Linked DNA regions of Homo sapiens: region 1 is linked to region 2. A link is an interaction called in ENCODE POLR2A ChIA-PET data of the cell type or tissue named here. Cell type or tissue: OCI-LY7. All regions are shown on one strand.

Region 1 (5,000 bases), 230 kb before region 2:
AAACAAAAGGAAGATAAATGAGAATGGCTCACCAGGACCTGAAACCCCAAGCACTTGGGACAAATGGGGATCATTGACATAGAAAAAGGGGTGAGACCCCCCAGGGTGATGCAGATTTGTTTGAGGCTGGGTGACCAGCCCCAGAGATAGGAGTCCTCACTGGCCAGCCCTCCCCTCCCCGGCAGCCCAGCGCGAGCTCACAATTTCTCTTCCTTCCGATGGCAGTCGTCGGCTCCTAGGGAATTAAACTGATCAAAATGGAAAGCTTGGGGTGAGCAGAGCCTGCCACCACCCCGGAGCCTGATAGTTCAGAACAGTCTAAACTGAGTAGACAGGCAACGCTGAAGGGAAAGAGAATTCGGGGAACTGCGATGTATTTCTGTTCCTTTAGAAATGGAAGGTTTGGGCTTTAATGTGATCTCAAGCCATTTGGGGGAAGTTTGGAGTTTAGAATGATTTGAAGAATAAAGGCCTTGTTTTTGACTGACTGTTATTTCAGATCTTACCCATCTATCAATTAAATCTGACTTATTAACAGTATCTGGCAAAAATTCTGTCCGTTTGAGGATGGTGTGTGGTATTCTTGTACCTAACTATTCTCCTTAACCTTTTGGGAAAATGACCATATCCGTTTGTCTTAGCACTGGGCCCCCTCAGGACTTGCAAGGCTTTTTTTTTTTTTTTTTTTTTTTTTTTTTTTTTTTTTTTTTTTTTGAGCCAGAGTCTCGTCTCACTCTGTCACCCAGGCTTGAGTGCAATGAAGCAATCTTGGCTCACTGCAACTTCCGGGTTCAAGCGATTGTCCTGCTTCAGCCTCCTGAGTAGCTGGGATTACAGGCGCACACCACCATGCCAGGCTAATTTTTGTATTTTTAGTAGAGACGAGGTTTCACCATGTTGGCCAGGCTGGTCTTGAACTCCTGACCTCATGATCCCCCCGCCCTGGCCTCCCAAAGTGCTGGGATTACAGGTGTGAGCTTCTGCGCCCGGCCAAGGACTTGCAGGGCTTAAGGAGAGAATTGTGTTTTCTATTATGTCTTAAAAGCCAGCAAACTGTAAATCCTAGAGAGGAATCATTTTCAGGAAACTAGAGATGTAGTCCAGCCTTGGAGTAGCTTGCCATCCATACAGTCTTAAAGGTACTATCAATTTCTTTTTAAATCAAAGCATCAAACAGGCACCACTGTTTGTAAGGACTTGGGGAAAAATGAGCCCAATTGATACTTCTTTTCAAGCAAGTAACATCTAGCAAACTACACAAGCAAATAGGAACAAAATCAAGACAACATAAAACTGATTCCAGCTCCAAAACTAGTTCTGTGGCCTTCTGAAGTTTCTTACCTTTACCACAAATATTCCATGTGATCAGACACGCAGCATATTACAGTGAAAAGAGCAAGGACTTAAAGCCAAGGCATTCATCCCATGGGAATTTTTAGTTCTAATGCCACTGTAGCCACTTTCTAGCTGAGTGATTTTAAAGAGTTATCTAACCACAGATTCCTCATCTGTAAAATGGGGATAATAAAATCTAACTTGTAAGGATTAGGAACATTGTAGATGTCCAACAAATGGGGTGTGTGCATGTGTATATGCATAAATTACCTCAGCCTCCCTCTGAGATGAGAGAGTGAGATAAAACACAATGTACTAGCCCAGGCACAGTGGCTCATATATGTAATCACAGCACTTTGGGAGGTTGAGGCAGGAGGATCGCTTGAGCCCAGGAGCTGCAGACCAGCCTGAGCAACATGGAGAAACTCTGTTCCTACAAAAAATTCAAAAATTAGCTGGGCATGGTGATGGGCCACTGTGGTCCTAGCTACTCAGGAGGCTTTGTCTTTAGATTGCTTAATCTTCATTTGTTTTTATTATAACAAAAATAAGCTTTGTTTAGAAGTCCCTTGGACAGCCAGGTGCAGTGGCTCACACCTGTAATCCCAGCACTTTGGGAGGCTGGGGAGGGAGGATCGCTTGAGGCAGGAGTTCAAGATTAGCCAGGGCAACCTAACAAGACCCCATCTCTACAAAAATTTAAAAACAAAATAGCAGGGCATGGTGGGGCTCCCGTGTAATCCCAGACACTCAGGAGGCTGGGGTGGGAAGATCACTTGAGCCCAGGAGTGTGAGGCTACAGTGAGCTGTGATGGTACCACTGCACTGCAGCCTGGGTGACAGAGCAAAACCCTCTATCTGGAAAAACAAAAAGATTCTTGGTTGGTGATGTTTCCTCAGAAATCAAATCCACTTCTGACCCTAAGCTGCATAAGACATATGCAGGGGAGACAAGGAGAAAGTCGTTTGTTCAATGCAGACTTGGAGGGCAAACATAGGCCCAGAGGGTAAATATCACAATGAAGCAAATTTTGGTTTTCTCTAAAGGAGAAATTTCTAGTAACAGGAGGAGGTTACTAAGTCACCAAATCCTGGAGGAAACAGCTCTGCCTTGGTATCAGGAAGCTAAGTAACCCACTGTGGCTCAGTCATTTCACCCTCAACTTCAACTTTCCCAACTGCAAAATTCAGACTAAAGCTTTTATCTTTACTGTTTTGGGTGCCAGTGCTTACCAGGACACTTCCTGTATCACTGAGTCTACAGAAGAAATTGATATATGACCATCAATACATTTCACATCAAATAAAGATAGAGGAAATGATGATACAGTTCAGATCAGGAAGAGGAAGTAAAACCTTGTTTATAAACCAGTTGATCCCCACCTGCATCCTTATAATGAGTAGTGTAGAGAACACATACATCTCGGTCTCTTTTTTACATTTTTTTTTTAGAGATAGGGTCTCACTCTGCCACCCAGCTGGAGTGCAATGGTGCAATCTTAGCTCACTGCAGCCTTGATCTCCCAGGCTCAAGCGATCCTCCCATCTCAACCTCTCAAGTAGCTGGGACTACAGGCGTGCCACCATGTTCAGCTTTTTTTTTTTTTTTTTTTTTTTTTTTTTTTTTTTTTTTTTTTTTTTTTTTTTTTATGTTTAGTAGAGACGAGGTCTTGCTATGTTGCCCAGGCTGGTCTCAAACTTCTAAACTCAAGCAATCCTCTTGCCTGGGCCTCCAAAGTGCTGAGACTACAAGCATGAGCTACCATGCCCAGTGAGAGCATATACATTTCTCTTTCTCCCTGAGCCCTTTCTCATCTGTTATTCTGCTCATTCTCCAAGGTCATCAGTTAAGAAGTAAATTATGGTAGAAGAGATTCTATAAATTATGATAGAAGAACATCTCAATCAATTTGGACACCTTAACATGTAAGTCAGGCCGGGTGTGGTAGCTCATGCCTGTAATCCCAGCACTTTGGGAGGCCGAGGCGGGCGGATCATGAGGTCAGGGGTTCGAGACCAGCCTGACCAACATGGTGAAACCCCGTCTCTACTAAAAATACAAAAATTAGCTGGGCGTGGTGGTGGGCGCCTGTAATCCCAGCTACTCAGGAGGCTGAGGCAGGAGAATTGCTTGAACCCGGGAGGCAGAGATTGCAGTGAGCCGAGATCGCGCCACTGCACTCCAGCCTGGGCGACAGAGCGAGACTCGTCTCAAAAAACAAAACAAAACAAAACAAAACAAAACAAAAAACCCATTATTTTCACAAGTAGATACATTGGGGGGTGAGAAGTTGTAATAACTATTCCACAAAAAAGTCACTTTCATGCCATCTATAAGGTAAACTATAAAAGAACAATGGCTGGTCATGAGAAGACTTGCTTTCTAATTCCAGATCTGATGCTTGCTGTGTGGCTTCAGACAAGTCACTTAATACTATAATTTCCTCAGCTATATAATGCTAAGTATGAAGAAAGAGGATCTGTATGAAAATCCTTTGCGAGGTAGAAATTGCTCTGCAATGAAAAACATCATTACTAATGCATAATTCTTCTTTTCCTCATTCCATTTATATTGGAATAATGCCATTAATATATCTTTGGGATAACTCATATTTCTCTCTTCCCTCCATTGATTTATTCATGAAATGACTGAAGGCATTTTGGTAGATAAAGAAAAGACAAGTGACAATAACCTGTTACAGGATTAAAGCCAAATGGCTGTGTAAAAAAGGGTACATTAAATGATCAAATCAAAGACTATACATTTGCTATTTGTAAGACAAATACTGCATCTTTATGGGTTTTCAGATCCATCAGTTAAATAACAAAGTAGTGGTATAACATACTCAAGAGGTTTAATATAACATTAAATGAAGGCTGACAACCATGAAAACCATTTATCATTGTATTTAAACCACTAATTTCAGATTAAATTTAAAACACTTAATTCCTAATTGTTAGCACTGACATGCCAACAAAAATCTTAAGGAAATATTTTGTAGCTAGATCACACCATTGTTACACATTTGCTTGAGAAAACAAAGTATGTATGTAATTAAAGTATGTAACTAAATCCTACCTTATCATTATGGTGCCTTCAATAAGATCCACTCTGCCAAAAATTGAACAATTTATAATACATAGTTTAATTGGAAATTTTTATTGTCATCTGTCAAATTCTGAGACTATACTTTTTGATGTAGTGTATGTGGTTAGAGCATTCTCTGAATAAATCCAAGGTTGCATGGCCATTCTTACAGGAGCCACTTAACTTGAAAAGGGAGAAAAAAAAATCAGTGGCATATCACAACTTGCTATCTAGCCACCTTCTCTGATTTTGGTGAAAGTGATTCAAAGGTGACCAGGTAATTGTAAATGGACAGCCTGGGTAGAAAAATTACTTGAAATGACATCTTTCCAAATGTACAGTACTTCCCAAAACTACAGATAAATGGAATAAAACAAAGTCTAGTTAATCTAAATATAAACAACATAGTATGCTGTGATCCAGTTAGAAAAAACTTTTTCTTCTTTTCCGTTGCAAAATCTAACATTTCCCAGAGCAGATCCTGTTCTGGTGTGTGAATTTGAACCCGTTGATTAAATTTTGAGCATGTTTCCTCAACTGTAAAATGGGGATAATAATACCGATCTCCTCAGGGTTG
Region 2 (5,000 bases):
TCTCTCTCCTACTCCTTCTCATTGAGTAACCTACCCACCTGCCCACCCCCAGGAAACCACTATTCTGCCTTCTATCAGCATGAATTACTTTCATCTGTTCTAGATCTTCATGGACTCACACAGTATGCACTTGTTGATACACAGTTCATTTTAATGCTTCTTCTACCAGAGAATGGGAATAGTAAATACCAGTCATGAGCCAATATTCCCCCATTCTGTGTCTATAGCAGACATCACTAATCCATCATTCTTTTTTTGTTTGTTTGTTTGAGACAGAGTCTTGTTCTGTTGCCCAGGCTGGAGTGCAGTTGTGTGATCTCAGCTCACTGCAGCCTCCACCTTCTGGGTTCAAGTGATTCTCATGCCTCAGCCTCCGGAGTAGCTGGCAAGCACCAACCACGTTTGGCTAATTTTTTTTTTTTTTTTTTTTGTATTTTTAGTAGAGATGGGGTTTCACGGTGCTAGCCAGGCTGGTCTCAAACTTCTGACCTCAAGTCATCTGCGCCCACCTTGGCCTCCCAAAGTGCTGGGATTACAGGCGTGAGCCACCATGCTCAGCCCATCATTCTTTTCAACTGAGCCTAGACTGGGCCCTAAACTCTTTTTTGCTGATTGCACACCAAATAGCCACCACAGACTGATCTCAGAGGCCACTTATGAAACTGAGTTTGGAATCTATCACCACGACTTTCATTTCCTGACTGTCCCTTCTTTCCAATCCCACTGCTTCTGCCTACTTCAGGCCTTCATCACTCCCGAACTGATTTTCTCCAATGCTCTAACTAGTTCTTGCTTTTAGTCTTGAGACCTCTAATATTTCCTACCCATTTCAGGGTGTTTTTTTTTTTTTTTTTTTTTTTTTTGAGATGGGGGTCTCGCTCTGTCGCCCAGACTGGAGTGCAGTGGCGCGATCTCAGCTCACTGCAAGCTCCGCCTCCCAGGTTCACGCCATTCTCCTGTCTCAGCCTCCCGAGTAGCTGGGACTACAGGCACCCACCACCACACCCGGCTAATTTTTTGTATTTTTAGTAGAGACGGGGTTTCACCATGTTAGCCAGGATGATCTCGATCTCCTGACCTTGTGACCTGCCCACCTCGGCCTCCCAAAGTGCTGGGATTACAGGCGTGAGCGGCGCCTGGCCTTTTTTGTTTGTTTGTTTTGAGACGGAGTCTCACACTGTCACTCGGGCTGGAGTGCAGTGGTGCAATCTCAGCTCACTGCAACCTCTGCCTCCCAGATTCAAGTGATTCTCCTACCTCAGCCTCCCAAGTAGCTGGGATTACAGGCACCTGCCATCACAGCCCGTTAATTTTTTGTATTTTTAGTAGAGACAGGATTTCACTATGTTGGCCAAGCTGGTCTCGAATGCCTGACCTTGTGATCCACCCGCCTCGGCCTCCCAAAGTGCTGGGATTACAGGCGTGAGCCACCGTGCCCAGCCAGGTGTTCTTTTTAATATCCGAACATGTCTGCATCATTCTTCTGCTTATAAGTCTCTAAGGACTTCCCTTTAGGCCAAGTCCAAGTTCCTTAGTCTGACATGGAGGGCCCACTCCCACTGGGGCTCTCTCAGCCCTGCCTGTAGATGGCAAATATTTCTTTCAGATCTTTAAAATGTCAGAGTCTCAGTTAATCTTTCCTCAATCGGACAAGAGAAGGCCTCAGAGAAAGCCCTCTTCTGCCTGCATCAGTGCAGATTCTCTGCAGATGCAAATCTCCCCCACAAAAGACAGTTCTGCAGGGTGACTTCTATTCATTGGCTCTCTGAACAGCCACCTCAAAATATGCCAAAGAAGTATATTTCGGGGTGAAATATTTTTATTTCCTTCAGTCCTCACTTTGAAACTTGAAAAAGTTTCACATCTGAAAAGCTAAATTGATAGCTTTGCAGAGATTTGGGTGATAGGCTGCAGAGATAAAGATAGGCAAAGGAGTGGAAAAAAACAAATTGGGATAAGCAAAAACGGGCAAATTTAAATATATCATTCCGTGTCTTCTTGAATCAGTCTCTTAGTCCTAAGAATAAATCAGTTCAGTTAAACAGCTGTGTCCCATTCAGGAGGTGGCATTGCAGATGGGCTAGGCCTTTAGAGATGACGCAGGCAAACAGACAGATCTTTAATAAGAGGCACAAAATGTAAATTTTGACCAAGGACATATTATTTTGTACAACGGGGCTGATAGCAACCTTGCAAGGAGGTCACATGTCATTCTGTAACTGAAAGCTAAAGAAGGAGAATCACAACAGCATTGGCTGAGTCCCCTAAATTTCCAGAAAGTTGATTATTTTTTAGGTCAGCAAGAGGAAGGGAATAATCCCGTGACCAGAGAACCTAAAGAGAATACAAATAAGAATGAAGAAGGTTATAAAACACAGAAAACTTAGCAAAGACCTCTAGTGTCCTCCAAAAGAGTTGCGTGGCTGGATGAGGGCCTTAGCTATCTCTTAATTCTCTTTCATTCCACCTAACCAGGGAACCACAAGTCCTGCATGATAGTGAAATGATTGAGCTGTACCTGGAAGGTGAACAGCAGTAGATACTCTGGTGGAAGCATCAGGGTGTAGACAGAGCTCTTACAAGGGTGGCCTGAGCCACAGAGAGTGTGTCGTGGGTTCTGGGAGTATAGGGAGGACAGCCTTACCTTCCCAGCCTGCTTTGAAGTTGGCTTCCTCTGCCCCTAGGCTGGAAGCTTCTTGATGGTAAGACTGTGTCATGTTCACCATTGTAGCCCCAGTCCCTATCCCTGGGCCCAGCTCATGGTAAACATTGAAAACATATTTGCTGAATGAATCAATGAACCAATGAATGAGTGAATGGTCTCTCAGTCTGATGGCCATGGTCACTGCTAATTCTTTCTTGGTCTCATTGCAGGTGTTTCTAGGACTATGGGCTTGTAACCTGCTGAGCTAGGTTTCACCTGCAGATACAAAGAAGCTGGTTCACCTGCAGATACAGAGAAACTGGGTGGATGGGAGGGTAGAATCACAGGTAAGAGGGGTCAGACTTCTCATTGGGACAACAAGGTGCATCAAATCCCACGATATCTTTGGATGTAGAGAGGGTCTTATTTATGTACCCCATGTACCCCCTTCTTTTTTTTTTTTTTTTTTTTTTTTGAGATGGAGTCTTGCTCTGTCACCCAGGCTGGAATGCAGTGGCACGATCTCCGCTCACTGCAACCTCTGCCTCCCGGTTCAAGCAGTTCTCCTGCCTCAGCCTCCCGAGTAGCTGGGATTACAGGCGCCCACCATCACGCCCAGCTAATTTTTGTATTTCTAGTAGAGACAGGTTTTCACCATGTTGTCCAGGCTGGTCTTGAACTTCTGGCCTCAAATGATCCGCCTGCCTCAGCCTCCCAAAGTGCTGGGATTAAGGCGTGAGCCACCACACCCAGCATCATTAAAGGACCTTAAACAGACAAGTGACATGCAGAGGTTTTTTTTGTATTTTAGAAAGTTTATTTTGTTTATTTTGGAAGAATGGTATGGAAAGGGTCCAAGTGACAGAGAGACCTGTTAAGCTTTTAACTAGGAGGGAAATGATTAGGCAGTAACAGTGGGTGGGAATGGAAAAGGATGCTGGGTATGAGTAACAGTTAGAAATGAGACTCTATAAGATCTGATATGTCAGTGAAGGAAGAATTTAAGGTATCTCCAGCTTCTCACCTGGGCACTTAGAACAGTAGCACTATTTTTTGAGATAGAGAATTCAGGAGGAGGAGGAGAAGAAATGTCTTGTTATCTATTACTGCACAACAAGCCACCCCAGGCTGGGTATGGTGGCCCAGGCCTATAATGCCAGCACTTTGGGAGGCCAAGGTGGGAGGATTGCTTGAGCCCAGGAGCTCAAGATTAGCTTGGGCAACATAGCGAGACCCTGTCTCTATAAAAAAAAGCAAAAAACAAAAAACAAACAAACAAACAAACAAACTTGGAAGCTTAAAAACAACAACCTATATTTATTTATGACCCTGCAGGGATGGCCTGACTCTTTCATGTAGCACTGGCTGGGACAGTTTGAGTACAGCTGAAAAATATCCTCCTTCACAGGGCTGGCAGGCAGTGCCACTGCCATTGGGAGCTGAGTTATGACTGTTAGCCAGTGGGCCCCATTCTCCTTATGAAGGCCTCTCCACATAGCTGCTCGGGTTTCCCCACAACGTGGCATCTGTTTGAAGAAGGAAGACTCCAAGAGGTGAAGATGGAAACTATACATCTCTTAATGCCTGGCCTCAAAAGTTACACAGTCTGCCATTTTTCAAAGCCTGTCACAGGCCAGCCCAGATTCAATGGGAACAGAAATAGCCTTCCATCTCTTGATGGGTAGAGTGGCAAAGAATACACAGCCATTTTCAATCCACCATAAGAACATTTGAAGAAAAAGATGAAAATTTCAGGTGGGACATGTTGAGTTTGAGGTACCTGAGTGACATCAATGTAGAGACATCAAGAAGTAGGCAAGTCAGCGCACAGGTCTGGTGATCAGAGGAGAGCACTAGCTTTGATAGACATTTGGTCACTTGGTAGACATAAATAGTAGTTAGAATTATGCGTTATCCAAAGAGTGTGTGAAGAGAGTGAATGGCAGGAGACAAGATGCAAGCTTTTAGTACAATAGATATTTAGAGGTCAAGTAGAGAAAAAGTCTTCATGAAATGAAGACTAGGAAGCAAGACCTAGAGAAACAGAAAGAAGACAGAAGAGAAAGTGGCCATAGAAGCCCAGCAGAGAGTTGGAGGAGACACTGTTCAATAATTTCAAATGTCATAAAGAGGTCAAGTAGGCCAGGTGCAGTGGCTCACGCCTTAATCTCAGCACTTTGGGAGGCGAAGGCAGGTGGATCACTTGAGCCCAGGAGTTCCAGACCAGCCTAGGCAACATGGCGAAATCCTGTCTCTACAAAAAATACAAAATTTAGCCATGTGTGGTGATGTGTGCCTATGGCACTAGCTACTAGGGAGGCTGAGATGGGAGAATCACCCGAGCCCCAGTAGGGCA

Evidence for each region. ChIA-PET counts read pairs that join two places held together with the same protein. Peaks named below come from ENCODE experiments on the same cell type or tissue, not always from the same donor. Only the 100,000 strongest peaks of a DNase experiment are listed, where the experiment ranks them.
Region 1: POLR2A ChIA-PET joins it to region 2 with 14 read pairs; 1 of 35 experiments calls an interaction of 5 or more read pairs at or near these places.

Annotation. Positions count from the first base shown.
Region 1 is chr12:95,569,263-95,574,262 of GRCh38, reverse strand. No RefSeq gene overlaps it. Among named protein-coding and RNA genes, the nearest start is that of USP44, 20 kb to the right of the region's middle. RefSeq lists an enhancer at 9-138. In OCI-LY7, no CTCF peak of the experiment used is centred here; DNase peaks (open chromatin) are centred at 758 and 2,742; H3K4me3 peaks cover 1,445 bases; H3K27ac peaks cover 3,250 bases.
Region 2 is chr12:95,340,767-95,345,766 of GRCh38, reverse strand. LOC105369917 (a long non-coding RNA gene) reads left to right here. Exons shown (of 11, transcript XR_001749265.1): 9 at 2,875-2,991. Among named protein-coding and RNA genes, the nearest start is that of MIR3685, 33 kb to the right of the region's middle. In OCI-LY7, CTCF peaks have their summits at 2,181 and 2,387; DNase peaks (open chromatin) are centred at 1,716, 2,076, 2,434 and 2,636; H3K4me3 peaks cover 1,744 bases; H3K27ac peaks cover 5,000 bases.